Linked DNA regions of Homo sapiens: region 2 is linked to region 1. The links are chromatin loops, found by intact Hi-C in ENCODE. Cell type or tissue: PC-3. All regions are shown on one strand. Each heading gives the region's core, and the rest is flanking DNA. Links, peaks and the distances in the headings are about the cores only. Region 1 has its middle 110 kb from the start of REEP3. Region 2 overlaps JMJD1C (jumonji domain containing 1C).

Evidence for each region. Hi-C counts contacts between places; a loop is a spot of excess contacts. Peaks named below come from ENCODE experiments on the same cell type or tissue, not always from the same donor. Only the 100,000 strongest peaks of a DNase experiment are listed, where the experiment ranks them.
Region 2: a loop joins it to region 1, with 9 times the contacts of the local background. A loop is called at or near these places in 67 of 110 quality-filtered maps.

Annotation. Positions count from the first base shown.
Region 1 is chr10:63,625,272-63,641,548 of GRCh38, reverse strand. It overlaps the pseudogene MRPL35P2. Among named protein-coding and RNA genes, the nearest start is that of REEP3, 110 kb to the right of the region's middle. RefSeq lists silencers at 4,381-4,480, 10,894-11,223 and enhancers at 11,694-11,743, 11,754-11,933, 12,324-12,533. In PC-3, for the core only: a CTCF peak has its summit at 7,652 (motif pointing right); DNase peaks (open chromatin) are centred at 7,658, 10,648, 11,108, 11,218 and 1 weaker place; H3K4me3 peaks cover 2,034 bases; H3K27ac peaks cover 3,194 bases.
Region 2 is chr10:63,162,181-63,178,154 of GRCh38, reverse strand. JMJD1C (jumonji domain containing 1C) reads left to right here. Exons shown (of 26, transcript NM_032776.3): 23 at 299-438; 24 at 1,682-1,858; 25 at 9,589-9,720; 26 at 10,021-10,930. The coding sequence ends at 10,110. Among named protein-coding and RNA genes, the nearest start is that of NRBF2, 37 kb to the right of the region's middle. In PC-3, for the core only: CTCF peaks have their summits at 10,965 and 11,174 (motif pointing left); DNase peaks (open chromatin) are centred at 11,164 and 13,634.

The DNA.
Region 1 (16,277 bases), core at 3,659-11,658:
CACTTTAACAGCCTTAATGCTTTGGCCTTGATAAAGTTTAGTATATAATATATTCCTCATTTATAGCTCTGATAGCTTTAATTTTCTGAAAACTATCAAATTTTGCCATCTGTTATATTTCATGGGAAGTTTAGTGAAACCCTTCATTAGTAATCTAGTAGTTATGGCTTGTTGACATTTCCATCATAAGTTCTAATTTTGAATTATTTATGTATAACTGAGGTTTTACTTTACATTGGGCTGAAAGTCAAAAGAATTTCAGATAGCCTTTGTGAATGCTGACCTAGATTCATTACATACAGCAGAACCATATTTTATAAGAACATGGGAAAAATATGTAATTTGCTTTTATAATGAAAAGAACTTAGTATTTTAAGTATGAAGTTTAGCTGGTAATTAATATGAATCAGATTATTTTGCTTTAAAAAATAAACTCTGGGGCTGGGCACAGTGGCTCACACTTGTAATCCCAGCACTTTGGGAGGCCAAAATGGCGGATCACTTGAGGTCAGGAGTTCAAGACCAGCTTGGGCAACATGGTGAAACCCAGTCTCTACAAAAATTAGCCAGGTGTGCCAGGTTCCGTGGCTCACGCCTGTAATTCCAGCACTTTGGGAGGCTGAGGTGGGTGGATCAACTGAGGTTGGGAGTTCGAGACCAGCCTGACCAACATGGAGAAACCCTGCCTCTACCAAAAATACAAATTTAGCTGAGTGTGGTGGCACATGCCTGTAATCTCAGCTACTCGGGAGGCTGAGGCAGGAGAATCACTCGAATCTGGGAGGTGGAGGTTGCGGTGAGCCAAGATCATGCCATTGCACTCCAGCCTGGGCAACAAGAATGAAACTCCGTCTCAAAAAAAAAACCAAAAAACAAAAATTAGCCAGGTGTGGTGGTGCACACCTGGAGTCCCAGCCACTTGGGACACTAAGGTGGCAGAATCACTTGAGCATGGGCGATTGAGGCTGCAGTGAGCTGAGATCACACCACTGCACTCTAGCCTGTGTGACTGAGTGAAACCCTGTTTCAAAAAAAATATATATATATATGTGTGTGTATATACACACACATATACGTGTATATGTGTATGTATATGTATATGTGTGAATATATATAAACTTCTGAAAACAGATTTTAAAAATAACTGTGCAATTTGAATATAATTGGAATTTTAGTATTTTCATTAAGAATGTTATGCTTTGCTTTCTATGATTATCTTTAATTGAAGGCCTAAGAGAATAATATAATGTATAAAATAAAACATGACCAACAGCAAATATTTTCTAATTGTATTAATATTAACAAAATAACGAGTGCTTATCTAATGAACCTTAAGTGGTTCTGTAATAAATCACAAGAGATGTCTTTGATTTATAAATGTGTTAATATTTTCTCAAGGGTTTCCAGTTATTAAAAAGTTAATGTCCCAATATCAGAGTCGTAACTGTCTTTTTTGTATGACGCCATTTGTACCCTAAAAGTTTTTTTTTTTTTTTGAGACGGAGTCTCACTCTCGCCCAGTCTGGAGTGCAGTGGCGCCATCTCGGCTCACTGCAAACTCCGCCTTCCGGGTTCACACCATTCTCCTGCCTCAGCCTCCCGAGTAGCTGGAACTACAGGCGCCCACCATCACGCCCAGCTAATTTTTTTTGTATTTTTAGTAGAGACGGGGTTTCACTGTGTTAGCCAGGATGGTCTCGATCTCCTGACCTCGTGATCCGCCCGCCTCAGCCTCCCAAAAGTGCTGGGATTACAGGCGTGAGCCACCGCGCCTGGCTCTAAAAGTTTTATATTCAAAATAATTCTTAGAAAAGTTAGGATAGTGTTGATTCTGTTCCTCTAATAGAAACTTGATGTGTTTTCATGATATTAATATAGATTTACTCTAATTTCATTATGACTATACAAGCATTCATTATTTAGTAGCTTAATTTTTTTGTTTAAATATGCTGTTGTCGTTTTAATAGGTCTTGGTGATTTTAAATATCAGCTCCTGCTATTGTTTTCAAATTCTAGTCTTGACCGTGTGATTTTTTTTTTTTAAACACAGTATTTTTATCAACTACCATGGAAAGTTCATATTTCATAGGCTGACTGGGAGAAAACAGTAATTTGTGATGCTAATACATCAATTTACTTATAATAGAGTAAAAATATTATATTGGTATTTATAGAATCACAAAATAAACAATTTTTGTTAAGCTCAATTAATATAGGACAAATTTTGTCTAGTTTTAGGCTATGATGTAGCAAACAGTTTATTATAACTTTAAATTTTCTCTTCCAATATAACAAAGCAAATGTTAACAGTTGCAATTACGATTTTTAGATTGTTATCTAAGTTTATTTATTATTAGGTAATTGTATTTAAAACAAAGCAGTAAAATATATTGGGAAAGGGTTATGTTTATAGAGGGCTTCTTAATGTGTTATATTTCTGAAATGTAAACATACCTTTTTTCATGCTTAAGTAGAAAAGAAATAAAATTAAAAAATAAAAAAATTATTGTAAAGTGCATTTATCAAATTGAACCATTTGGGTGGTCTTGACACACTTTTGGTTGAGTATTAACTTCAGTGTAGTAACTGTTAAAGTACAATTTTTATTTAAGATATGCCTCTGAGATTTCAAAAACATGTACATATGTTCATAGAAAAAATATGGCCAGGATATATTCCAAAATGTTAATAGAAGTTTTTTCCTCAAGGAAAGTGATTTTTATTTCCTTTTTCATATTTTCTGTATTTTCCAAATTTCCTATAGTAAGTATATTACTTTTGAATAATAAACCAATAGGCTGGGTGCAGTGGCTCACGCCTATAATCCCAGCACTATGGGAGGTTGAGGTGGGAGGATCACCTGAGGTCAGGAGTTCAAGACCAGCCTGGCCAACATGGCGAAACCCCATCTCCACTAAAAATACAAAAATTAGCCGGGTGTGGTGGTGTGTGCCTGTAATACCAGCTACTTGGGAGGCTGAGGCACAATAATCACTTGAACCCGGGAGGCAGAAGTTGCAGTGAGCTGAAATTGTGCCACTGCACTCCAGCCTGGGTGACACAGCAAGACTCTGTATCAAAAATAAAAATAAAAAGAAACCAATAAATGCTAACAAAGAACTTGAGAGGAATGACCATCTGATTCAATTGGTAAAACTTCTCTTTAATAAGAGGACTGGAAAGCAGGCAAGGAGAGATCTTAGAGTGTATCCTGGAGTTTAAGGAGAGCTAGTGAAAGATTTGAGTCTGGCAAAGATCACCGTAGGTGCAGTGTAAAGAATGGATTAGAAGGGAGTAAGTGAGAGGTACAAAGTCCTCTTAGTAGGCGTTTGCAAGAATCTGAAGGAAAAAACTCTGAGGTCTTCGTTTATATTGAGAAACAAACCTTGTGTACTTTCTGAGATCTCCAGAGTGCCTGTTGCTTTACTTTTGAAGTTGGAACAAGTACCACACCTTGAGCTTGGGATCTGCCTTCCTGAGAGCCGCCAAGCGGCCAGATGACACAATCCAATTCAGGGGTGTTTATCTCTCCATGGGGTAAACCTTCACCAATGGCAAATGGATCCAGGAGAGAGACAGGAAGACACACTCACTCTTTTTTCTCATGTGGAATAGTCCAAGATGGAGTTCTTCCTTGTTAACCCTTCCAGGGACGTCCCATGCCTGCTGAGTGACCTGTTGTATGACTGCACAACAGTAAACAGTATAACAGTGCATCTCACTGTGTCCCATCTTCCCCTCCTCTTCCCCCTCCTTAGCAGACTGCTTTGTGCCCTGCTTTCTACAGTAGCTGGGCTTACACCACTTTTACCAACATAGTGGCACCAGGAGCGAGTGAAGAGGAGAACAAAACTTCAAGAGATATTTGGAAGGTAGTATTGGCACCAGTTTGGTGGCTGACCTAATGTGGGGAGTGAATGAGGGGGGTATATTTAAGACGACGCCTAGGTTTCTTTTTCTTTCTTTTCTTTTTTCTTTTCTTTTTTTTGAGACGGAGTCACTCTGTTGCCCAGGCTGGAGTACAGTGGCACGATCTTGGCTCACTGCAGCCTCTGCCTCCCAGGTTTAAGCGATTCTCCTGCCTCAGCCTCCCGAGTAGCTAGGATTACAGGTATGTACCACCACACCCAGCTAATTTTTGTAATTTTACTAGAGACGGGGTTTCACCATGTTGGCCAGGCTGGTCTCGAACTCCTGACCTCAGGTGATCCTCCCACCTCGGCCTCCCAAAGTGCTGGGATTACAGGCGTGAGCTACTGTGCCTGGCCCAACTCCTAGTTTCTAACTTGGACAACTAAGTGGCTAGTACTAGCACAATTCCTAGCACATATTAAGCCCTCAGGGAATATTTACTGGATGAATAAATGCATGACTTATGGGACCATAACTAAGGTAAAGACTGCAGAAGGTGTTTATTATTGAATCATATGTAGAATACCTCAAGGAGGTTTCACAAACACTAGTTGGAGGTGTTTGCAGTCCTTTCTAAAGAGGCATTCATACAGTTATATATGAACGAGTCAAGGCCCTAGAAAGAGAAGTGAAAAGCTGAGCCTAGAAGGGTGCTGACAGCCTGTCCACAGTTCAAACAGGTTTCATTCTTGTTCAACCCGAATATGGACCTAATCTGTTCCAAATAAGCTGAGTTTAAACTATTTCAATTGTCCATGATTCACAAAGCATCCCGGCCCAGTTCACATAGTGCTAAATCTAGAACCTCTAATTTCTGAGCTATTTTCATTTTACGAAAACCACAGAAAAACAGAGCTAAAAAGCCTTCCAAAGGTTATCTGGCCCACTCCCCTAGTTCAGGAATGATTTGGTACACAGGTTTAGCAAGATCACTGGTATTTATTTTTCTGTAGAGCTGACTGACACTCAACTACCAAATAACAATATTATGTTATGGAAATGCCAGCCAAGAAAAGCCTACAGAATTAAAAAGGAAGAAACATCTTTTTTTCAACTATAATTGGGTGGTGTCCCCTGAAGGTACAGTTTTTTGCAAAGTTAGGGATATTTTGGCTTAAATGGAATTTATGGCTAAGCAAAAATGCTAGACTAGCAATGGTTATAAAATAATTATTGTACTTGGTGCTAAAACTAAAATTACTGGTCTAAAAGCATGATGAAAATTCCAATGCCAGTCACTTCAGAGTAGCATCTTTTTTTTTTTTAGATGGAGTCACGCTCTATCGCCCAGGCTGGAGTGCAGTGGCGCGATCTTGGCTCACTGCAAGCTCCGCCTCCTGGGTTCACGCCATTCTCCTGCCTCAGCCTCCCGAGTAGCTGGGACTACAGGCGCCCGCCACCACACCTGGCTAATTTTTTTGTAGTTTTAGTAGAGACGGGGTTTCATCATTTTAGCCAGGATGGTCTGAATCTCCTGACCTCGTGATCCACCCACCTCGGCCTCCCAAAGTGCTGGGCAGAGTAGTATCTTATAAGTACTCAAGTTATAAAGTCCCCAAGAAAGGGGAGAACCAAGTACAGCCAAATAGGTTTGCTTTAAAAATACTCAGACATGGCTTACTATGTTCTAGGCACTGTTCTAAGATATTTATATTATTAATTTAATCCTTATAACAATCCTATAGAGGTAGTACTATTATTAGCCTCATTTCATGGATGAAGAAACTGAGGCATTGAAAGCGTAAGTAACTTCCCCAAGGTCAGACACTAACGTGGTGAATCCAGGACTCAAACTCATTACGGAACTTCTCTGCATGTAAGGGCCATGCTGTTCAAACTGTCAGCATCTTTAAACACCCAGCATGGCACATTGATCATACTGTGAATAGCACAGGGGAACTAAGAGATAAAGTAGATTCACATCTCCCATCTCATACTTGTTCTAGTGCATACATTTACTGAGCAAAATAGTAAACACACTTCCTCACACTATTTAAATTGTTCTCATTCTTTCTCTGTCACTGAGTGACCGTAGTTTGATTTGCATATTTATTGGGTGCCTTTTCTATGACAGGTACAGTTTTGGACTGGAAGTTCCTTGTTGAACAAGATTGACCAAGTCCCTACACTCATAGAACATGCATTCTAGAGGTAAAGCAAACAATAATCAAGTAAACAGGTAAACAGGATATTTGATAAGAGATGTGAAGGTGAATAAAGTAGGGCAATTGGTTAGGGAACGGCTACGGCTACGGTGCTTCATTTATATTAGGGGTGGTGATGAGGGAAGTCCTCTCTGAGGCAACATTTGAGCAGAGACCTGAGTGAGGTAAGAGAGAAAGCCATGTGACGGTCTGGGGGTTGAAAACAGAGGAAACAGCAAATGCAAGACCCTAAAGCAGTAGTCCGCTTCATATTTCTGAGGAACAGTGAGAAGGCCAGTTCCTGGAGAGGAATGAACAGGGAAGAAAGTGATAGAGGATGAGGTGAGAAGATTAGGCAAGAGTCCAGTCATATAGGTTGTGGTGAGGGAGTGTGGATTTTATCCAAGTGTGAAAAGAAACTACTAAAGGATTTTGAATAGTAGAGTGAGCACATTTCATTTGTATTTTTTAAAAAAACCGCTTTGGCTGCTGTGTGGAGAATGAAATATACGGTGAAGGAGTGGAAGCAGGGAAAATACTTAAGAGGTGATTGCAGCAGGTTGGGCAAGAAATGATGGTGGTTTGGACTAGTTGCTAGTGCAGGAGGTAGTAAGAAGGGATGGGGTTTGGGATACATCCATATCCATAAATTAGAGCTGAGAGGGATGGCTGCTTTTGCCTTTGCTGGTGCAGTGAGAGCAGCTTCAGGAATCCGATGGCTCTTGAATATTTTGGCATCTTCAGCATACAGAAACTGTGTCAAGAATGCCTCTCTTATTTCTGCATTGTCCACTGGACGTTTCAGTCATATTTAGACACCAGTTGTTTCCTCCACTTCCAGACTTAACCACATCTGAGAGAAACCTGACATGTGGGCATACTTCAGCGATCCTTAATAGAGTGTCCCCCTTGCTTCCGAGTGTCCTGAAGCTGCCAGTCAGATCTCTAACATACTTCAGTACATGAAAAGACAAGAGAAAGACTGTGAAAGCTGTCATCTACAGGTTTCTTCGACTTCATTGTGGCCTTTGGGTGAGGTGAAAGGCTGGTTAAAAGAAAAAAATTATGGAAAAAGGAACCTGCAAGAAAAAAGCGATTGAGGGAATTTGTATTCTGCAATAAAACCCAGAGTAAACTCTTAAGATAAAATGGCGACGTCATTCTGGGAGAGGTAAAACTGGTATGTCCATGATCCTTATCAGAAGTATCATGATTGAACAAACCTGAAAGTATAGATCAGAAGTTTCACTTGTTTCTCAGTTATTGAATATGTATCTTTGTGTACATGCTATCTTTGCAAAAATGGAGAAGATGATGTAAATTGTACCAATGAATATGTAAACATACAGTGACAATATTAAACTTATAAAAGTTTTAAAAAAAATTAGACCTAAGAGGAAGGGCTGATCCACTGGATGTGGAGTGTGAGGGAGGTAATTTAGGGAGATGAGGGAGCTGTGTTATTATTTGGGAAATATTTCTCAGGGAAGATGATGAGAAAAAAATTGCATAGGAGGCATCTGAAGGTAAAATGGGACTAGAGCCCTGACCACAAAGGCCACAGCTCTATCCTGAGGAACTTTCTGAGAACATGACAGGAGACCCACAAGAGGGCACACTTCTCTCTTCCAGCCAAAATTATGGACACCTTCCATTCCAGTCCCTTCTGCTGCTGAAAAGTCATCCTTCAGACCACGATCATAGACAAAAGAAGAAAATTCTACCTGTTTTGTAGGTATTAGGAAGACTCACAGGGTGATCTGTGTGTATACAGAATCTATACTATAGATAAGCCAGAAATAAATACATAGGTACCTCTTATTTTTAAAATATATATACCAATGTATATATTAATATATCCACTATATATATTGAAATATGTTGGCCGGGCACCGTGGCTCACACCTGTAATCCCAGCACTTTAGGAGGCTGAGGCGGGCGGATCACAAGGTCAGGAATTCGAGACAAGCCTGGCCAACATGGTGAAATCTCGTCTCTACTAAAAATACAAAATTTAGCTGGGCGTGGTGGCACACGCCTGCAGTCCCAGCTACTCGGGAGGCTGAGGCAGGAAAATTGCTTGAACTCGGGGGGTGGAGGTTGCAGTGAGCCGAGATCATGCCATTGCTCTCCAGCCTGGGTGACAGAGTGAGACTTTATCTCAAAAAAAAAAAAAAAAAAAAAGGAAAGAAATACGACTGGGCGTGGTGGCTCATGTCTGTAATCCCAGCACTTTGTGAGGCTGAGGCAGGCGGATCACGAGGTCAAGAGATCGAGACCATCCTGGCCAACATAGTGAAACCCCATTTCTACTTAAAAAAAACAAAACAAAACAAAACAAAAAAACAAAAAACAAAAAACTAGCTGGGCATGGTGGCATGCGCCTTGTAGTCCCAGCTACTTAGGAGGCCAAGGCAGGAGAATCACTTGAACCTGGGAAGCAGAGGTTGCAGTGAGCCAAGATCATGCCACTGCACTCCAGTCTGGTGACAGGGCGCGACTCTTGTCTCAAAAAAAAAAAAAAGAAAGAAATACGTTAATATATACCTGGTTATAGACACTTTACCTTGCTTTATAATTCAGTACTGGTCTGAGTTCCTTAGCCTCTCTTCACTCCATGGTTTTTTTTTCTCTTTCTCCTTTTTTTTTTTTTTATTAAGAGACAGGGTCTCACTATGTTGCCCACACTAGTCTCAAACTCCTGGGCTCAAGCGATCCTCCTGCCTCAGCCTCCCAAAGTCTGGGATTTCAGGTGTGAGCCACCACACTTGGTCATGATATTTTGTCAAGCCCAAAGCCTCTCAAAGTCCTTCCCCTCCTGGTCAGGGCTCTGGAATACACAGAAAATACCTGGACACAGCTACCTTTGAAACCAAAGAGTTTGAGTGCAGGAAGGAAGAACTAGTCCAACCCTTCTTTAACTTTAAAGCAAAGGAAGCTGAGCCTGAAAAATTTAAAAGACTCCTATAGTTTCAGCAGCTCCCCTCTATACGCAATAGCCCTGACCTTTTCAGAATTGCACTTTCTGTGCATCTAATATATTTTTGAGTTCCCAAATTTTCACTTAATACAGAGGTTGCCTTGATCAGATTCTTCTAAAATTCCAAAGGAAGAAGGGGCTACACAGAAAAAGGAAGAGGATGTTTTCAACATACATCTGTTAATACCTTATCATCACCCTAGTGAAATTTTCTGAAAGAACGAACAATCTTCTTTGGGAAGTGGTTATAATGGGAAACCCAGAAGTCAAATCCATGTTTTAAAAGGCTTTCACAGTATGACGAAAGACTAGGTATGCATCATTATCATTTCATCCAATTTCCTCTAGTTAGACTGAAAGCCCTGCCAGGGCAAGGACTGGAGATGTGCCTAGAGTGTTGTGGGTTTTATTCATTCAACGAATGTATTAAAACTCATACTCCTTTTAAAAAAGGATCTCTGGAGGCTACCCAGTTACCATTGCCCACACCTTTCATTTTGGTGGTAAACAGTCTACTCACATTGATAATAACAATTATGTTCTTCCTATGCATTAAACTTTGTGTTAAGCACTTGATTTGCAGTATCATTAATCCTTAACCCTTACACCACTCCTATGCTACTCTAAAATATACAGTTACATTTTAGAAATGATGAAGCTTGCCAGGCATGGTGGCTCACGCCTGTAATCTCAACACTTTGGGAGGCTGAGCTGGGAGGAATGCTTGAGGCTAGGAATTTCAGGCGAGCCTGGGCAACATAGTGAGTCCCCTATCTCTAAAAAACAAAAATAAAAAATTAACCAGGTGTGGTGGCATGCGACTGTAACCCTTGCTGGTTGGGAGGCTGAGGCCAGAGGATAGTCTGAGCCCAGGGGTTTGAGGCTGCAACGAGCTAGGATCGTGCCATTGTACTTTAGCCTGCGCAACACAGTGAGACCCTGTCTCTAAGCAGCACCAGGGGCAAAAGACATTATGCAATTTGCCACAATTCACAGAAATAAGCAATGGAAGAGCTCATATTTGAAAACTTACCGCAGGCATTTAGTATCCTGTTTTGTTTTGATTCTTAGTGAAGCCTGGCAGTCTTTGGGAGAGGAAACCCCAAGGCTTGTTCAGAGTTTCAGCTGGTGAATAAGGTGGGACCCATTCATGCACTTCGCCCCCACCGGGAGATGTGCCATAAATTGAAGACTGTGAATAGTCACTGGTTTTGTAAAAGACTATGTGTCAACTGGGACCATCCGATGAAAAAGGACCAACATCATTTAACATAATTTTCTTGTTGGTTATGATTTTTTCTCTAAGGATATTTCCCCCCTCTGGTTTTCTAAATTGTCACAAAACATTTGCGCAACGACCTGGGGTGTTATGACACCCTTAGATGAAAATCTGAGGACAGCTTGGATGAAGAATAACTTTTAAGTAACAACATAGTCCGCCCTCGCCTTGGTTAAACAAATCGAATGGAAACGATTTGTTCAAGATGGGAGCATCAAATAGACGCAAGCTCTTCGAAACAGCCCTGATTCCCTGGCAAACGCTGTTGCTTAGCGAAACGTCAAAACCCCTGCGTGCAAACAAACGTCTGAGGGGCGCACCCGCCTTGAGCAAGCTTCTCCCGGCAGCTCGGGCTTTGGAGAACGTCTGGAGGACATTGGTAGCTCCTCCCTCTCCGGTTAAGGACTTGGTAGGGGGAAGAGGGCAGAGGATCCAGGATCTCCGGGTCGGGTCATCTGGGTTGACGCGTCCTGACACCCAGGACGGTGCAGGGGAGCTCCGGGGCGAGTCGCTTCGCGCCAGGAAAGGCCTGCGTCTCAGCGCTGGAACAGAGGGGAGAAGCAGAGGGGAGCCCCGCCCTCGGTCCAGTTCTGGAGCAGTGCGCCCCTCCCCCGCCCCGGAAACGTCCCCGCCGCCCCTCCCTCCACCACCACCTCCCGGGGACCTAGGTTGTAAAATCCCACGCAGTGGGGCGGGCACGGTGACGGGGGTGGGGCGGGTGGCGTAAGGCGCCACCGCCCACTGGCACGGCACCAGCGCCCTCCAGCACCCAACCGCCGCCTCCCTCTCCCCGGCGCGGCTCCAGCCTCCCCCCGCCAGCCCAGCCCCCCCAGCGTGGCTCCAGCCTCACTGCACCCACCCACCCTGCACCGCAACCTCCCAGCACCCTAGCTGCCCGGCCGGCCCAGCTCGGCTCTGGAGGGCGTCCCTCGCATCTGGACTCCCTCTGCCCGAGGGAGGAGCCGCAGCCGCGGTCGCCCCGCCCCTGGCGTTCTTTGACTCCCCCGGCCTCTTGGACATCTGGGTGCGGGGGTTAGTGCATCAGATGTGGCTCCTGGGCCGCCAGATGTGCGCGTTCCCCGCCCGGGGCAGGCGGCCGGCGAGTCTGGGAGGACGCGTGGGAGGGGCTGGGAGTTTTCCCTCCTAGCAGACTTAAAAGCCAGCAGAACCTCCAGCCCCCTGGGCTCCCGGCCTGGGCCTCCTGGGTCTCCGGGACGCACTGCCCAACGGAAAAGTTTTCAGCCCAGTCTGTGCCTCGCCGCCAAGCAGCCCTTGGGGCTTCTCAAAGTGGTAGAGAAAATAGGACAGCTCTACAGGATGCCCCAAAGAAAACCCTCATTTGTCGACCAGGCGACCTTAGTGCTGGCGTGGGACTACAGCTGCGCAGCCAGCAAACCCCAGTTGGGGGAGGGGGAGAAGTGGCAGTAGAGTTCGCATCTGGGGCTTGCTCTAAAGCGCTCTTTGACTGCTTTTGGATTCCATATTTGAAGTTGAGAGTCGTATTCCACCTGGTACAGGCAGTTCAGGGCAGGAGAAAAGCCAAGTGAACTCTGTGACTCAATCCCCTTGGAATGTGCCTGGAATAATAATAGGGACTTGAAAGGGTTTTATGGCCGAGGTGGCTAGTGGAGAGCAGTCTCCTACGCCTTGCAGTTGGCGGTCGGCCGAGGGGGGCAGTATTGCCTTATGCAGAGCTTCTGCGCCTGCAAACGGGACAAAAATAGTCGGAGCATCTGGTTTAAATCAACCAAAAAGCATTTCTATCAGCTTAATCCACCGGCCTACAGAACTGACAGAACAGGACAAGCCAAATATATTCCCGGTACTCTTTTAACACTCCAATAATAGCTAAGCCCAATCACACTTTACCGCTGGGATTTCTGTGTCCTACCATACAACTGTCGTTATTTTATAGATGTTGCAAATTAAACTTCCTTTTCTGGAGTTGTGTGTGGGCATGTGCTTAAGCAGTTACATTTGCAAGCAACGCTCGACTACGCTGCCCTTTTCGTTTTCCTTTTTCTTTCTCTCTTTTGGTATGAGGTCTTAGAATAGTCAAAAGTATCTAAGGCCAACATATGGGTTGCTTACACCACTAAATATATAGCTGCATTTCCCTCTCTTAACGCCCTAATCAGGATTCCAAAGGCAAGTTGGAACAAAAGAAAAAACGTGTCTGAGTGTAAAGGGAGAATTTGTGCCAAGAATTACAGTCGCAGGGTAAATAACCTTGTTTTCTCCTTCATCAGTGGCCGCTACCAAGTCCCGTTCTTGGAAAGTGGCCAACAGTCTGTCTGGTGGAGGGTGCTGCTAATTAGAGAGAGCCCATAAACCTCTCTGTCAAAGAGGGCATGTGACCTTCTCTTCAAGTCTGAACAATAAAGCCGGCGAACTGCAGACTGCACTCAACACTGGCTGCCCCGCGGATTCCCTAAATAGGAACAGGATGAAGGCCAGGCTCAAGAGGTTACCATAGCTCTGCTCCCACACTTTGAGGAATCGGTCACTCCACTTCCCCATATAACTTGTTTCAATTACTCTCTACAATCTATTTAGAGGAGAGCAGCTTGCAGAGAGCACTCATTGTCTAATCTAAATGAGGAAGCAATTATTACTTGCTGCAGTCTAATGTGCTTTGAGACTGGTGGGTCAAAGAGCAACCTGATTTCTTGTAACGTGTCTTTGCACTTTGGAAGATACACCTTTTTAATGACATTTATTTACTCCTGCTTTTAGGACACATTTTTCTTTCTATTAAGATTACAAAATTAAGGTGTTTTTCCCCTTCTCAGTCTTCAATGTCCTTTTTAATTTTAGAATTTAAGCTATTGTAAACACCCCAAGTACTTTTGCATATTGTTTAATGTTAAATATTATTTTTTTTAGTGCTTTCTTATAGGCATGTTCTCTGATTATAGCAAAATAGAGTTCTCTAAGTCTTCCCTTCTTTGTTTAATTTACCTCCCTGGGAGCCCCCTTGCTAGCTTTAATTTTATACAACATGTTGTAAACTATAAATAATACAGCTCCACTTTCCTAGAACATATGGAAACTGTCGCCTGCTATATATCCTAACTGTACTTGCTTTCAGCTTAAAGACTGAATAAAGTTAATCTCCTGTGTAAAAAGGCATTTAGCCTTTTGTGTGTGTGTGTGTGCATTTTATTAGTTAAAACCCAGTATGGAACAGCACATGAAATTCTTGTTGTGAACAGAGCACATAAAAGGGTTTACAAGGTGTGGTTTGAAGAGAGGAAGCCGTGGAACAAATGTTGGTGGAAAGGAGAGGAAGGAAGGAAAGCACTTCCTGAGAGGATACTCCTCCTGTTTCAGCTGCATCCTCTCTTCAGATTCTTCCTGTTTGTCTTAGTCCATAACTGATAGTAAATTATTTGTCTTCATTTTTTTCTATTCACTTTAAAAGCATCCTTTCTCTCTGTACTAAAGCTACTCTTGAAACCAAATCCATTAACTTCCAATGACTTAACAACTTTACTTCATTTAACATTCTGATAATCTGAAACTTTTGTATTATATAATACATGTATGGAAGGAATCATTTCCATGTTAACTTTCCAAGTATTCTGTGATCTCTAAGACAACCAACTGTGACGTAATTAACAACAGAGTCCGAAGTCACAAACATTGCGGTTGCTTGGGTCGTAGGTTGGTCACTGTTTTTTGTTTTTGTTTTTGAGACAGCATCTCACTGTGTCACCTAGGCTGAAGTGTGGTGGTGCAATCACAGCTCATTGTAGCCTCAATTTCCCGGGCTCAAGCGATCCTCTTGCCTCAGCCCCGCAAATAGCTGGGACTACAGGTGTGCGCCAGCCACCACGTCCAGCTAATTTTTGTATTTTTTATAGAGATGGGGTTTTGCCATGTTGCCCAGGCTGGTCTCCAACTGTGCTCAAGTGATCCGCCCGCCTCACCCTCCCAAAGTGTTGGGATTACAGGCATGAGCCACTGCACCCGGTCACAGGTTGGTCACTAGTGAGTCTCTGCGTATTTGTAAAATCGGGATGATGCCTCTTCGCAAAGTGTGAAAACAAACATATACTACTGTTGGTTATCACAACTGAATGTAAGGGGCATCACAAGCCTTATAAAGTATTAATTCTTCTTCCAAATACATCACGTGCTACAACATCCCCTTTCGTTACAAGATAAATTAATAAAATATTTATAATTTCTACATACTGAATTTATGACTTTATATTTTGAAGTGGAGTTTCTTTTGGAATTTTTTTTTTTTGAGACAAGGTCTCACTTTGTCACCCAGGCTGGAGTGCAGCACAATCTCAGCTCACTGCAGCTTTGACCTCCCAAGGTTTAAGCAATCCTCCCAGCTTAGCCCCCCAATTAGCTGGGAATATGGGCATGCGCCACGACACCCAGCTAATTTTTGTATTTTTTCATAGAGATGGGGTTTTGCCATGTTGCCCAGGCTGGTATTGAACTCCTGGCCTCGAGTGACCCACTCACCTTGGCCTCCCAAAGTGCTAGGATTACAGGCGTGAGCCACCACGCCTAGCTTTTGGAATTTAATTTTAAGGATACTGTGATAGTTAATTTTATGTGTCAAATTTGGCTAGGCCATGGTACCCAGGCATTTGATCAAACAGTAGTCTATGTGGCTGTAAAGGTATTTTCTAGATGTAATTAGTGTTTAAGTCAGTAGACTTTGAGTAAAACAGATTACTCTCCATAATGTGGATGAGCCTCATCCAACGGTGAAGGGAGAATTCTACCAGCAGAATTACCTTTGTACTTGAAACATCAGCTCTTCCTTGGGTCTCTGGTGTATTGGCCCACCCTGTAGATTTTGAACTTGCCAGTGTCCACAATCACCAGTCAATCCCTTGAAATAAATCTTTCTCTACATATCTTATTTGTTCTTTTTCTTTGGAGAACCTTGACTAATTCAGGTACTTACTATTGACTCTTAGCACTACCATATCTATTGTAGCCCTCAAATTGAGAGTGACTTAAATTATGCTTAGCATTGCCATGGGGGAAATGCCCACATATACCCCATGTTTCCCAGTAGTTTAACATCCTGTCAAAACACATTAGAATTCAGCCAGATATTCTAACCTGGCTTCATTAACTCTCCTCACGCATCTTTTCCAAATCTCAGCATTAAACAGTGATTGGAAGAGAAAAACACAAGACTGATGTGCAAAAGCATCTGATCCTGTTCTCTCCCTTCACAACTTTCTTTTTATGAGTATTCCCCAAGGCACCGGTTGAAAATATAAGAAACTGTGGCAGTCCTAAGGGACTCAAGGTTAAAAGTCACCTTGAAAAATTTGCAAGGCTACTGAAAATGTAGTAAGGTTTCAAGAGTGAGATGGTCAGATTCAGGATGTATTCTGGAGATAAGACAGCCAAAACAATTTACCAATGTATTGGATGTAAGAGGTAGGGGAAGGGAACCAATAATTAAAAAACAAAAACTGCTCTGAGAGAACCACATGAATTATTCAATAGCCAAGAATAAATTCTAGAATAAATAATACTCAAATAATCCAAACATTGATTTGGTTGGTAATGGTGAATTCATTTTATTAAGAGCAAGAATTGTTTCCCTTAAATTAATTCTATGCTACTTTACTTGGATATAAGCATTGTGCAGAAACCTAACAGTGCTCTCATAAGAAGCAGGTAATCAGTGGATATTTTTGAATTAAAAAAAAAATAGATGCTGATTTGATTTGCACATAATGCCAAAATAACACGCTTGCCTTTTTCTCTCTTAATCTGGGATTGTAAGGTAAACAGTACGCATGGTGACTTTCCTGCTTTTGTTGAGCATGGTCCTTTAGTTATTTACACTTATAGACAATTATCAATCCTGTGCTTTAAAATTTCAATTCAAAGCATTGTCTTATAAAAAGCAGTTTAAAAAACGTTACCAAGGACAGACCATAAGGAGAGTGTTTTAAGACTAAAATACTGA
Region 2 (15,974 bases), core at 7,975-15,974, 470 kb after region 1:
AGCCTGGGCAACATGGTGAAACCCCACGGCTACTAAAATACAAACAATTAGTCGGGTGTGACAGCTTGCACCTGTAGTCCCAGCTACTTGAGAGGCTGAGGCAAGAGAATTGCTTGAACCTGGGAGGCGGAAGCTGCAGTGAGCCAAGATCATGCCACTGCACTCCAGCCTGGGTGACCAAAAAAGAAAAAGTACTGATCCTAGTCAGGCACTCTGCTGCTCTGATAGATCAACTTTAGGAGACTTGGCTTTCTGGTATTCTTTGCCGACAATTTGAAATTATGTTCCTTTGTTTCAGGAATTCTCAAGAAATTTGAGGAAGAAGATTTGGATGACATTTTAAGGAAAAGATTGAAGGACTCAAGTGAAATACCTGGTGCTCTGTGGCATATTTATGCTGGGAAAGATGTTGACAAGATAAGGGAATTTCTTCAAAAGGTATAAGTTAGTTTGCAAATAATATCTCTTCCCCTCAAGCAAGGACTTATTCATTGTTGCCGTACCTTCACTTGGCATTCAACAATATAAGACCATTACATAATTTTTACTTCAAAGTAGATGGGAGTTTTTGTTGAAAGTCAAAACCCTGTTTCTCTTGCTCCTCTTTGAAAGTCTGTTAACATTTTGAGGGTTTTGAATGGTGATTTGTTCCCAGTTGGTAGTGTGCCTCCATTCCCTGTTAATAAAAGACTGATCTGTTCTTGAGCCAGATATTAGTTGGGTGGCGAAAAGTAGCTATCTGGAGTCGCGGGATGTAAAAACAAATATTTCATGGAAACGTCTAAAGAAGGTAGGATCTTTATTTTCTTTGAATCTGATAGATATTTTTGGCTGCTGACCTAGGGAATGATTCTACTCTATCACATCTGATACTATGATACTTACTGAGTAGACTCAGATTTTGAGTAATCATACCTTGACTGTAGTTGGCATATACTCTGAAAGAAATTTATATATCAACCTGAAATAATTGGTTGAAACCCTTTGCTCAGGTACTTTTTAAACTTCGTAATTATGGAAATTTGTTTTAAGAAATGTTCAGTGCTGATACATCATCTTTCTGAAAGGATGTAAGTTCTGTCTGTGATCAATGTGAAGTAAAAGAGTTACAGCCTTTTTTGTACCATTTTATCCCTGAATACTTACCTGTATTTTAATCTGAAGTATGATCATTTGTGCCTTCTAAAGCAGATTATTTAACTGATTAAAGAGTCCCTTGAAATTGATTTTTCAAGTGTTAGAAGGTTAGCCATGTAAAGGTATTTATACTTACCTCAAAAAAGGATCAATAAATGTTTATGAAATCCATACATATGAATGGTTTGGCTTTTGGTAAAAAAAAAAAAAAAAAAAAAATACCCTGTTCCTCATCCATGTGCTATACTTTTGAAACAGTTATAAGGAAGGAAACCAGATAGATGGAAACTTCATAGTGGAAGGAGGTGGTGAGAAGGAAGTAGTAAACTGTTAAGAGCATTTCAGCATTGCTGTATTGTTTTAATATTCTTTGGCTTTCCAAATTATTGCAGAATGTTATTTTTTAACTGAAGAAGCTCATTCAGTTGTTCCATTGATTCTGAGAAGAAAAGATTTGTTATTACAAATAAAATTGAAATTTAACTGAACAGGATTTACCATTTCCTTACTTAAATTGGAGTGTCTATTTTAATTCATATTTCAGATTTCAAAAGAACAAGGCCTTGAAGTTCTACCAGAACATGATCCAATACGTGACCAAAGTTGGTATGTGAACAAAAAGCTCCGTCAAAGGCTGCTTGAAGAATATGGAGTCAGAACCTGTACTCTTATTCAGTTCCTTGGTGATGCTATTGTTTTGCCAGCGGGAGCACTTCATCAGGTATATACAAACTTATTTCTAACATATTTTTTACTGACTGAAAGAACTAGTTTTGAAAAAAAAATTGCTCTTAGTATAGATATAAATGGAAGAAGATGCAAATAAGAGAATTACCTGCACCAGTCTGCCTTTATTAGAATGACATCTCAGTGCTTGCAGAAATCTCACATAATTTCCTTAAGATTTTAAATTGTTTTAACATGAGCCAGATTTCTATTTGTATACTGTCTCCGATTTAATAGATCGAAATCTGATTTTTAAGCCCTCCTGGTGACATGTATACCTCTGAATAGTGAGGCTTAAAAGCATGGGGGGACACAGTATACAGACTTTTTATCAGGCTTTAAGCATACCTCCTACCTTTCTTCAGCATGCTAGCATATCAGGGGCCTGTCTAAAGAAAGATGGTATGTAATTTATATAACTGTTGATCCACAAAACATAAAAACTAAAATAAATACCTAGTTTAAAATACCTAATTTTTCCAGCACCGGGAAAAATGGCATAGAATAGATGCAGTGGTTATGGAGGGTGGGATTAAAAGTACACAGTGGATTCCTATAGGTGGAATGGGGCTACTACAGCCCAGGTTAACCCTTAAAATTAACAAGGTGTACCAGGGAAACCAGAAAAAACTCAAAAGCTGCTTTGCCTCAACAGTTGGTTCTCCACCTTTTCCACTGCTAAGTAATTGAGATGTAGCTGATGTATATTAGTTTACCAAGGAAACTTTCTCACATTTTATATAAGTATAGTCATTGACTGTTTTAGCATTTATGGCACTCTTCCATACAAATACTACTTAGGTGATAATAATTGCTTAGCTTTTAGGATGTGTCAGATTCAGGGTCAGATTTATCATTATTAGATCTCAAATGGCATTTATGATACAGTAGTAAAATACAAATGTCATAATAATAAATACCTTTTTCTCTATGATAATTTCCTGGAAAAAATGTATTTACATTAAGTGGTTATATTTTCCCATGGACTTATGATTATTTCAGAGATGTCATATTATTTATGTTTCATGTTTAATCTGGGATTCACCCTATACACCATTTCTTTGACTTCTAGACTCTTAGCAGAAAATAGCTAATCTGTATTCAAATGTAAATGCTCTCAAAAGAAGAGCCTATTTAAGAGACTAGTATTATAAATCTTTTTGTACATAGGAATAATCCTTTGATAATACAAAGTAGATTCCCTTGAAGATCTTTATTCACATATTGAATTTATCCAATGTCAGTTTTTATAAAGTTAACCTAGGTAGTGTAGTCATTTTTGTAAATTGAGATATAATTTGCATATAGTGAAATTTACCTTATTTAATGTATAATTCTGTGAGTTTCAACAAATGCATAGTTAGGTAACAACATAATCAAAATGTAGAACAATTCCATCACTCCGAAAAAATTCCCTCTTGCAGTTTTTTTTTTTGTTTTTTGTTTTTTGTTTTTTTGAGACAGAGTCTTGCTCTTGTTGCCCAGGCTAGAGCTCAGTGGCGCGATCTTGGCTCACTGCAACCTCTGCCTTCCGGGTTCAAGCGATTCTCCTGCCTCAGCCTCCCGAGTAGCTGCGGATTACAGGCATGCACCACCACGCCTGTCTAATTTTGTATTTTTAGTAGAGATGGGGTTTTTCCACGTTGGTCAGGCTGGTCTCGAACTCCTGACTTCAGGTAATCTGTCTGCCTTGGCCTCCCAAAGTGCTGGGATTACAGGCATGAGCCACCATGCTCGGCATCCTCTTGCACTTTTATAGTCAGCCTCTTCCCACCCAAAGTTCCTGCAACTAATCTGCTTTTTTGTCCCTATAGTTCCTCTTTTATGAGTATGCTGTAAATTTGGACTCACACAGTATGTACCCTTTAAGTCTGGCTTTTCTTAATGTATTTGAGATTCATTCCTATTGTTGTATTTATCAGTTGATTCTTTTTTTATTGCTGGGTAGTTGTATGAATATTTTTTTCATTTTTTAAATCCGTACATTCACCAGCTGAAGTACATTTTGGTTTTTTCCACTTTGGGGCAATAATAGATAAAGCTATCATAAACATTCATATACATGGTTTTATGTGAACAAAGATTTTTATTTCTGTTAAGTAAATACTGAATGGTGGGATTGCCTGGTGATACTATAATGTATGATTAAATTTAAGAAACTGCCAGACTATTCTCTAAATTGGTTGTTCCATTTTCATTTCCCAGTGCAGGGTTATGTGAGTTTCATTTCCTCTGCTTCCTCACTAGTGCTTGTTACTGTCAGTTTTGTTTTTAGACCATTCTAGTAAGTGTACAGTGGTGTCTCATGGTGGTTTTACTTTGTACTTTCTTAATGACTAAACATTGGGCATCTTTTTATATCTTCATTTGCCATCTGTATATCTACTTTGGTTAAATATGTGTTCAAATATTCTGTCTATTTAGCTGCTTTTTTTCTTACTGAGTTTTGAGTGTTTTTTGCCAATTTCTGATAATGTCTTTTATCTGATAATGTGTTTTACAAATACATTTTCCTTTCCTGTAGCTTCTCTTTTCAAAGAGCATTTTTTTTTCATTTTTCCATTTTTTAAAAGACAGTATCTTGCTCTGTTGCCCAGGTTAGAGTGCAGTGGCACAGTCATAGCTCACTGTAATCTCAAACTCCTGGGTTCAAGTGATCCCCCCACCACACCCTCCTGAGTAGCTAGTACTGTAGATGGACACCACCATGCCCAGCTGATTTTTTAATTTTTTGTGGAGATGGGGTCTTGCTGTGTTGCTCAGGCTGGTCTCGAACTCCTAAGCTCAGGCAATCTTCCTGCCTTGGCCTCCCAAAGTGTTGGGATTGTAGGCATGAGCCAACCCACCTGGCTGGTTTTTTCCATTTTGATGAGGTCCAGTTGATCAGTTTCTCTTTTATGGATGGTATTTTCATAGTATCTACAAAATTGTTGCCTAGCCCAAGATCACTCAGATTTTCTCCTCATTTTCTTCTAGAACCATTATAGTTTGAGGTCCTACATTTGGGTATGCAATGTAGTTCATCTTTGTATGTAGTGCATAGTATGGAGCGAGGTTCAATTTTTTGCATATGGGCATTTGGCTGTTCCAGTACTATTTGTTGAAAATACTACTTTTTAATGTTTTTCTTTTGAAAATGTAATACATAAACAGAAAAATTCAAAAGTATAAAAAGTTCACGGTGAAAATTCAGTATCTCACATTTTTCCCCCAGTTCCTTTTTTCCAGATGCAATCATTGTTACCCCAAAGAGATTCCATGCTTACACTTGTGTCCCTGCTGCTACTTTTTTGGGAACAGTGGTCTTTTAGTAGGCTCAAAGTGACCTTGTTAAAAAGTTAGGTTGGTTTACATATCCACACTTCCCCCTCTGTCTCACTGCCTTCATCTCGTATGGCTCTCCTAGTTCCTCTCTAGCCATCCTGCCCTCTTTGCTTCTTTCACACACACCAAGTATGTTTCCCCCCTCCCCCAGGGTTTTTGTGCTTCTTAATCTTTTTTGCTTGGAATCGTTTTTCTGTCAGGTATCTGTAAGACTTGCTTCTTTACACTTTTTTAGGCTTCATTCAAATTTCACCTTCTTGGTGAGGTCTAGTTTAAAGCTGTAAATTGTGTCCCCCAACTTTCTGTCGTCTTTCCTGCTTTATTTTCCTCCATTTCAGTTGTCACCTTAAAATATGCTTTATAATTTACTCACTTTGCTTGTCTTTTAACCCCCACTGGAACGTAAGCATGATGAAGTAAGAGATTTATCTTTTCCATTGCTCTCTTCCCATGCCTAGAATAATGCACTTAATGTTTGTATTATTAATAAGTCTCTATTCTGAAGGCCAGAAAATACGTTCTCAGTAACAACATGTTTTTGCACAAGGGTAGAGGAAAACAAATTTATGGCTTTCTATAATTTATATGTATTGGGCTTTTTGTAAAACATGTAAATGTTTACTTCTTCCTATATGTGCTTTCTCTGGCTACTTCCAAAAGTTTACTTAGGTTGGAATCCACTTTATGTCTATACACATTTTCTTTGAGATAGTTAGAAAATTCACATAGATTATAGAAACAAGATTACATCTATAAAAAATGTTATATCTAAATACACCAAGGCAGCATATATGACCTAGACTGACAAATTATATTCTGAGCTCTGCCACTAAATTGCTGAGTGATCCAAAACAAGATCTAACTTCTTTGCTACATATTTTGGCACAGAAATTGCCAGCTGTACAAAAGGGAATTGCTACCTTTCCTCTCCTGTGGGGTGTAATGACAACAACACAGCTCTTTATACTCTGTTGAAAGGATGTTGTCCGTAATTCACAATTGGTGGCAATGCAGTTTTAAGAGAAAATTCAAGGGAAGTAATAAGTGTTTACAATATTAACCTGGATTTGAGATGCATTATTACTTACAACCTGTTTAGGTCTTAGAAGTTCTGAAAACTGTTAATGACTTCAACACTTCCAGTAGGCTATAGGTGGCCCTCAGAATAATCAGACTCTAAATCAGTATTCTGACACTTCAGCATATGTTAGAATTTCATGGAGGGCTTGATAAAGCAGATTGCTGTACCCCACCACCAGAGTTTCTGATTTCAATGGGTCTGGGGAGGGACCTGAAACTATAGATTTCTGACAAGTTTCCAGGAAATGCTGATTTTACTGTTCAGGGACCACACTTTGGAAACCACACAAATAGGAATCTCATGCAAACCCAAGGCACCTATCAAAAAATTTTCAACCAAGTGATTCTGCATGACAAGGGCCAGCAGTGCTAGGGAAGAAACAACATTCTGTTCTTTGGCCCGTCAGCAATGACCATTGCCAGAGCCAAACTGAGAAGAGTGGGCTGTCTGTTCAAGGAAGCTGAGATATATAATCTTAGCAAGCTGAGGGAAAGCAGCATAGCCACAGCCCTCTTTATATGCTAAGAACTATTCTAGAATTGGAGACTTACAAATCTTACCTTGGTAACTGGGACTCAGTCTGTGAAACTCCTGTACATCCCTCCACAGAGCAATGACCCTGACCTCCAGGATTTTTGTCTCAGCTGTAGTATTCTGAGGTTTAGAGTGGCCTTTACTTAAAAACAGCAACAGTTGTTTTTTTTTTAAGTTAACACATAATCTTTAGTAAAATTTGTCGAAAAATACTAACTTTGATTGTGTTTGGTCATTTATCATGAGTTTAGAAAATTGTAAAGTTGTAATTCTCTGTATTTATATGACCAAAAGGACTTCTTGGCAAAATCTTTCCACACTAAGTTCTCACAAATAACTGAGTAAATAGCAATCACAGTGTCAATATAATAACCTTCCTACTATGAATACAAATTATATTTTCTTAACATTACCTATTTATAATTATAACTGATGCTTTTAGGCAAGTATGAATAAGACAATGTCAAGGAAGTGAAATATAAATGAGTCAAATGTGGCAAAGAAAAGGGATAATCAGAATGAGAAGCTGAGTTGTGTTCTGCTTTAAAACTGAACCTTGGCTCTTCAAAGTAACCCTCAAGCCTTTATCCAAAATATATCAGGTAGGGGTCATTAGGAAACCTAATAGCATCTTGTAAGCACTAATAAAGGTTACTGTTCTAAAAGTCATTTTAAAACAACCATAAGCTGGCAAAGACTGACAGAATGAACTTTTTCAGAACTCTGGAATCTAATTGAAAACTTACAACAGCAACCAAGAGACTGCTTAATGAAGAAAAGGGCAGCTGATTTTTGGCATTTAAGGAAATCTCTGTTAGGTAACTGGCTGACCAGTGAGATAGTGGAACAGAGACTTCAGTGACCACACCCAACAAGGAATACTGCCTTTGCAAAAACAGTTTGGAAAAGTCACTAAACAAATGGATGACTGGAGCCCTCAGGAATCAACAACAGCAAACCCTGAGGCAGGGAGAGAATATGATTACCCATTGTAATGTTCAGATGCCCAGTTTTCAACAGAAAGGTATAAGGCATACACAGAAAGAGGAAAGTATGGCCCATTCAAAGGGAGAAAATAAATTGGCAAAAACCTTCCCCGGGAAGCCCAGACATTGGACTTACTACTAGACAACTGTCTTAAATATGCTCAAAGAGCCAGCAGAAATCAGGAAAACGATGGATGAACAAAGTGAGAATATCAATAAATTATATAAAAAAAGAACCAAGTATACATTTTGGAGCTACAAATGATTTTAGGACATGCTAGAGCTAGATATACCAAAAGTTCTTTCATGCTAAAACTTTGGAAAGACTTACTCTCCTTAAGTTCAGATAAATGAAAGACATAAGGAGAGAGGGCATTTGGAGACTCTGTATGCTGGTATGAGAGTTAATAAGCAGGACTGTAAAGCATCTGTTAGACAAGACACCGCAGGAGTTGGGCTCCTGTTGACTTGCCATTTATTGGCTGATTTGTCTTGGGACAGGCGCTGAACATCTCATCCATAGTTTCCTGCTCTGTGAAATAGAGCATCTGTTCTACAGACACATTATGAAGAGCCAGTGAGACTGTACAGAAATGCTGAAAATGTGAGGCATCCACTATGTTCATCCTCCAGAGGAACCAACAGCCTAATGATTAAAGAAAGAGAATGTTTACTTTACTATGCTACCAAGTTATCAATAGAGGCACAGTGCTTGAGTTAAAGAACTCTGCAGACTTCAGCAGCTGTTCAGGTGGTCATTATGCCCAGAGGAGGAATTCTAGCCCCTCTGGAATTCCATCACCCTATCATCAATTAGATTTTTTTTCCCCACAGTCTCCATTTCCCACTTACTATCTCTTTCATCTCACTCCTCCCAATTAAATTTATTTTGCATACTTAGAGTAACTTTAAATGCTTAGTTTTTCAATTATTTCTCCTTTCCCAGGAATTTTTATGATGTTTTTTAATATCACTAGAAGACAATCTAGAAACACCACAAATCCCAGATTGGATCAGCTTGGGCCTTCCTCTGTTGTTTTACTGGCATTAATAGAAAGCAGCTCTAATAGTCAAGTGCAAAGTCAGTTTGTAAATGCTGAACAAATAACAGATAAGACTATTGACTGGCTTCTTGGGAAAACTGTTTGGTCAGGAGAGAGAAAACTGTTGAAAAACTGTTGTACTGATGTCACCGGTGATTGAAGGGGTATCTTTAATTGGCTAATTTGAAAGAAAGTCACAAAAGAAAGGCATGAATAACCAAAATCCTGGGATATTTCTGAAACTCAGTCGAGGTCAGTAGATCTGTCTGGGACTACATTTTCCATCCCAGTTCCTAACAAAGTTTCATTTTCTTTTCTTTATTCTCTGATGTAAGAGTTAACAGTGAAATGACCAAAATCCTGAAAGCCAATGGAGCAACAATAAACATACTCAGATAGATTGCCTCATAAATTCTTTCAAGTTAGTTTTTAAAAGTAACACATTTTTTAAAAGTCCACTTTGGCAAAATTGATAATTTAATATCTGGTTATCAGCCTCTCCAAAGGATTCCTGGAAAAGTTATTTTCTTTTTATCATTTAAAAATATTCCATTTACAAAGTCACTTTACATGAAGCTTTTCAGTGACATAACTTTCTCATAAAATGTGGTCTTCTGCTTTAAAATCCATTTGATGTTTTGGAGAAAGTAAATTCTCCAGCAGAATTGTCTCTTGTGTTTATTGGTTTTAAATAACTTGGCTTTTCTTTGCTCCACCTCCTAAAACTTGTATTTCACGGTTTTTCTTTTGGGGATAGGTTCAGAATTTTCACAGCTGTATTCAGGTAACTGAAGATTTTGTGTCTCCAGAACATCTTGTAGAGTCATTTCATTTAACACAGGAACTGAGACTTTTGAAGGAAGAAATCAATTATGATGATAAACTACAGGTAAGAGTTGGGTGTTCTAGGTCCTGTTCTTCAGGCTTTTTATATTCAGAAATATGATACATGTATAACAGCTTAGGCAGTCATTGCCTAGTTGGTCACATTAGGGTGACAACCAAAGATTAACACCAACATGTATTTAATTGTATGATTTATAGTGTCCCTTTTGGCTTAACACTTTCAAACATTTTTCTTATATTTGGCTTTCCTAGTTCCCTATTATTTTTTTAAATCTGGAAGTTGTCATTTTTTAATTAATTTCTGTCGAACTGAAGTGATTAGAAATATCAACATCTCTTTCAGGTTAAAAATATTTTGTATCATGCAGTCAAAGAAATGGTGAGAGCCTTGAAGATACACGAGGATGAAGTAGAGGATATGGAAGAAAATTAAGTGTGATCCAGTTTGATATTTTTAGGTTGTTGAACTGGGATTACTTAACCTTGAATGATGATATGTATGCACACTGACTTTAAGCTTCATAAAACCATCAGTGCCAAGAAATTCTCTTTGTAGTAATTACTTGTTACTGACACCACAGCAGTATAGCATATGTCACAGCTCCTGTGATTCAATGTTATAAAACAAGCAGAATTTTAAAAGCAGCACTATATAGCTGTTTTGTATTATAGTGTATATGATGTTTGTGAAAATGCCAGATTTAAAATGATGTATTTATTTTTGGTAAAAAATAAAAAATTCTATGCTATATTGTTGATCAAGTGTAAATGTGACCTTGTACAGTTTACTAAAATTACTGATATTTTTCACTACATTGAGACAGTTACTGTGAGAATAGGACACAAACACCAGCTATTGCCTGCATCTGGGAAATTGCTGAATCGCACAGCAGTCATGTCATAATCAGAAAATTACTGCCAAATAATTGTAAAATTTGTAAAGTATAAAGTATATAAAGTAGATACTAAATACAGACACTTCAATATTTTGTTGAAGCTATTGACTGTACAATTAAACATTTTCAAAAGGTGTAATTTATTTAAAATTGTCTCATTTTGGTAAAATTTATGTGAACTTTTAAAGCTAAATATTAAACTTAATATGCTATGTAAATATATACATATATACATTTAATGATGTATTTTTTTAAAACATTGGCTTGCTTTTGTTAAAGTGCAAGTGTTACATATGGCTTTGTACATTAAAGTTGAAAGGGGTTTTACATTTTCCATTAAAAGGACTTTATCAAAAATTGACTTTTTCCAGAGTACTCCCTCTGTTGACAAGCATGACACTGGGGGCAGAGAAGAGCCCGAAGTCAGTCATCCTGGGTATAAATATGAGTTCTGCCACTTACTGTATGACCTTAGAAAGTTATTTTAATTAATTTGAAGTCTTGGTTTTAATAGCTGGCTGCTATTGTCGGTTGGTTAAGGCTGACATATTCCCAACCCTTTAAGTTACTGGAAAGATGTAGCTCTCCACTGACACCTGCAGGATATTGAGAGGATAGCCTTTCTTCTCAACTGAAAGCATTCAGCTTAAAAGAAAAAAGTGGGAGTCCAAGTTGTGACACCTTGCAAGTTGCTTAGTTTATACTGTTTTTCCTTATGTCACCATCGTTTAGCTCCATGTAATCTGTTACAACACCCTCCACTTCAGGCAAGGTTCAGCCAGGAATGTGAGCAATTACATTTCATGTGAATTACCTACATGTGGCATTTCACATTAATTACCTATACTTATCATGGGATGGATAATGACTACTTGGCTAGAAAGAAAAATTGGCCTGAGGAATATTTCAGATGATTTTGTGAACCTTCTTTGGTGAGCTTTTGACTTTTTTAAATACCATTTTTCCAAATGTGCCTCAGCTGATAAAGTGGCTTTTGTCTAATGCTTTCATATGTTCCATCTGATTTAATTTTGATGTAAAATTAAGTGAAAGCCAAGGTGTTAATTCTGGAGTAGAGTACCACCTGCTGGTCCCCTAAAGCCTGCCAGGATCCCAAAGTCTGTGGTGATTGTTTTTCCTCAAAACCTTTTGCTTCTCTTGCTCTTGCATGAGCCACCTTTTAACCATATTTACAACTTATTCTGAATAGCTGAAGCTAACGAAGATAAAGCCAGGTAATGTGGCTTGTTTCAGTGCAAACCCACCTTAATGACAGTATTCTATCCGTAGTCTGAAGAATATTGTATCCATAGTCTGAATTCCATGCTGCTGACCTAATTAATTCCTTGTAAATCTGGGGTGAAGAGAGAGGACCATAATGCTTACATCCTTAATGACATTTGTAAGCTTTTTGGAAGGCTGGGGAGTTGATTGATTGCTGATTACTCCCTAATCACTGGAGCAGTTCCTCTGGCCTTTTTCTCTCCATCCTTTTGGTTGGGTCTGATGCGCCTCAGGAGTATGTCTGAGTATGTCAGCTCCCTCCAGACGGTGGTATGGTGTTATCTTAAATGTGTACAATAATTTGAGAAACAACAAAGAGCCTTTATAAAGGGAAAGTCGTGGTGAATACTTTACTTTAGTTCTTTCCCATTCTAGTGTATAATGTTTTTTGAGACACTCTCGCTCTGTTGCCCAGGCTGCAGTGCAGTGGTGCAATCATAGCTCACTGTAGCCTTGAACTCCTGGGCTCAGGTGATCCTCCTGCCTCAACCTCCCGAGTAGCTGGGACTATAGGCACGCATCACTGTGCTCAGCTAATTTTTTTTTCTTTTGGAGACTGAGTTTCACTCTGTCACCCAGGCTGGAGTGCAATGGCGTGATCTTGGCTCACTGCAACTTCCGCCTCCCAGGTTCAAGTGATTCTCCTGCCTCAGACTCCGGAGTAGCTGGGACTACAGGTGCATGCCACCACACTTGGCTAATTTTTCTATTTTTCATAGAGATGATGGGGTTTCACTACGTTGGCGAGGCTGGTCTCGAACTCCTTACCTGATGATCTGCCAGTCTCAGCCTCTCAAAGTGCTGGGATTAGAGGCGTGATTTTTAAAATGTTATTTATTTATTTATTTTATTTATTTATTTATTTATTTATTTAGAAGAGATGAGGTCTCTCTCACTACGTTACCAAGGCTGGTCTCTCCTGAGCTCAAGTGATCTTCCCACCTCAGCCTCCCAAAGTGCTGGGATTACAAGTGTAAGCCACCACACCTGGCCCTAATTGATAATGTTTTTACTGGAATATGGATTTTTCATGAATAATCAATACGTGCATTCAAATTCATTTCTGCCATGCATCTGGGGACTGTAATACCCAGACGAATCAGTGTCTGGTTTTCTGTCACTTCCCTTCTTGGTAGATGGGTTATGGATTTAATAACATCTGGGTAAAATTAATAAGCTTCAGAAAAGTGCTGTCATACCTTTACTTTGCTCTGTGCATGTATACCATAGATAGATTGATACAACATGTTCTGTTTCTAGATGCCAGCCTATTAAAGATGCTCTCACAAATGAGATCAGCAGTCAGCCATGGGAGAGGAAAAAGTGATTTAGTTATTCTATATAATGGTTTTTTTGTTTTTTGTTTTTGTTTTTGTTTTTGATACGGAGTTTGCTAATTTGCTGTTGTCATCCAGGCTGGAGTGCAGTGGCACCATCTCGGCTCCCTGCAACCTCTGCCTCCCAGATTCAAGTGATTCTCCTGCCTCAGCCTCCCAAGTAGGTGAAGTTACAGGCCCACACCACCATGCCCAGCTAATTTTTGTATTTTTAGTGGGGATAGGGTTTCACCATGTTGGCCAAGGCTGGTCTTGAACTCCTGACCTCAGGTGATCCGCCCACCTTGGCCATCCAGAGTGCTGGGATTACAAGCGTGGGACACCACGCCCAGCTAGTTATCATTCTGTATTCAATACAGTATTCAGTATGAATTGGGATAACAAGTTGGCCAAGACACAAGGTTATGTATGCTGCCAGGCCTGTCACCAGGATGCAGACTCAGACCTTTCCAACTGCAAAAGTTATGACATGGCCTGGTTATGCAATTACTATGTAAACCTAGATAGATATGCTTTGAAACCGTATAAAAATATAGCAAATGTGAGTAGTATGTGAAGTACTTTGGCTCCCACAGTAATCAGCCTGGTTCTTTTAATGACAATTAATTGACTTTTAAGTGACAATGAAATGTTGGCAGGCTCCAGGTCACTGGCTGCATGCCTTGTAAGTTAGTTCCCTTTCTTGGCTGGGGAGGTTTTCACAACTGGCTATAGCTAAAACAGGATTGTCCTTCTGTGTCTTGTCTGTGAAAAAGACCTCAGCCCTGGGGCCAGCGGAGGGTATACCAAGGACCTGTGTTGTATGGGTGGGTCAAATGGACTCCACTTTGAGAGGAAGGGCATTATGGGTACAGAAGCCAACACCACCTCACCACCCCTTAGTCTTTGACCCAAATTTTGCAGATGATAAAAGATGTGGAGAGCTGGATGAGTAAACAAATACACTTTGGGAGGCCAAGGTGGGCAGATCACGAGGCCAGAAGTTTGAGACCAGCCTGGCCAACATGGTGAAACCCCTTCTCTACTAAAAATATAAAAATCAGCTGGGCCTGGTGGCACAGGCCTGTAGTCCCAGCTACTCTGTAGACTGAGGCACCAGAATTGCTTGAATCTGGGAGGCAGAGGTTGCAGTGAGCCAAGACCGTGCCACTGCACTCCAGCCTGGGCGACAGAGCAAGACTTTCTCAAAAAAATAGAAAAAAAAAATGAGAAGGAAGTATAAGATGAGATGCGAACTGACTGCTTTCCCAAGGAGAGCGAGTGTGGTCCTCTGGCAGCATAGTAAGGATGGTAACTGACAGGTGGGGCTACTGTGGAATATGGAAACAACGGTTCAAGGTAGGTGATACAGGTTTGCTTTAGTAAGTGGAAGAAGTTCAAGATAAAGACTCAGGGATCACTGTTTCCAGCCACACATGCCATGCCCTACGTAAGTGTAAGGTAGAACTATCTTGGGCCACGTGCGGTGGCCCACGCCTGTAATCCCAGCACTTTGGGAGGCTGAGGCGGATGGATCACCTGAGGTCAGAAGTTCGAGACCAGCCTTACCAACATGGTGAAACCCCATCTCTACTAAAAATACAAAAAATTAGCTGGGTGTGGTGGTGCAGGCGTGTAATCCCAGCTACTCAGGGGGCTTAGGCAGGAGAATTGCTTGAACCCGGGAGGCGGAGGTTGCAGTGAGTCGAGATTGTGCCACTGCACTCCAGCCTGGGAGACAGAGCAAGACTCTGTCTCAAAACAAAAAATAAACTTGTATTTACAACTTATTCAAAAGTGTTAGGCAGGCATTGGTGATGTGATGGTTAAAAAATTTTAAAAAAGATGCTGAGGATTGGCCCATCTATGCTAAATATTATATAACAGGTATATACAAAGTATTTGGAAAAGCTGTAATAAATTTTGCCTGGGGTTAGGGAAGGCTTCAGAAAGGTAGTATTTGCACAACCCTTCAAGTAACAAAAAGGACAGCAAATGTGTACATATTTAGATCTCCGTTTGGCCCTTTTTTATAAACACATTCACTGAGACTTCTATACACTTTTCAAGAGAGATTTACAAAGTCATTCACTCTTCATTTCTTGTTCTAGAAGGGCAGCAGGGAAGGAGCTGCTTCTTGGAATGGCCTTTATAAGAGGTGAATGTCAAATAGACAAATTCCTATCATAGATGTCCAGTAAACAACTACCAGGATGTCATAGGCAAGTCAATGTAGTCTCATCTCTCCCATTCTATAGATAAAATACAATCACATTATTTTCACATTAAACATCTAGAAGATACTGTGGTAGCCTGAGGCGTTTTTCTTAATCAGTGAACTGAGGCCGGGCATGATGGTTCATGCCTGTAATCCTAGCACTTTGAGAGGCTGAGGCCGGCAGATTACTTGAGGTCAGGAGTTCGAGACCAGGCTGGGCAACATGGTGAAACCCCGTCTCTACTAAAAATACAAAAATTAGCTGGGTGTATTGGTGCATGCCTGTAATCCCAGCTACTCTGGAGTCTGAGGCAGGAGAATAGCTCGAACCCAAGAGACAGAGGTTGCAGTGAGCCCAAGATCACACCACTGTACTCTAGCATGGGTGACACAGCCAGACCCCGCCTCCCAAAACAAACAAAAAAACATTTTATAGCCAACCTAATATATTTATTTTATCCCCTAATTTATTTGGGAGTGGGTAATCCGTATGTGGGGACTCGTCCCCAAAATTTTTGAATAACTAGAATTTACTCCTGTTTTGCAGAAACAAATTATGTTGAACAACAAAATATTTTATTAA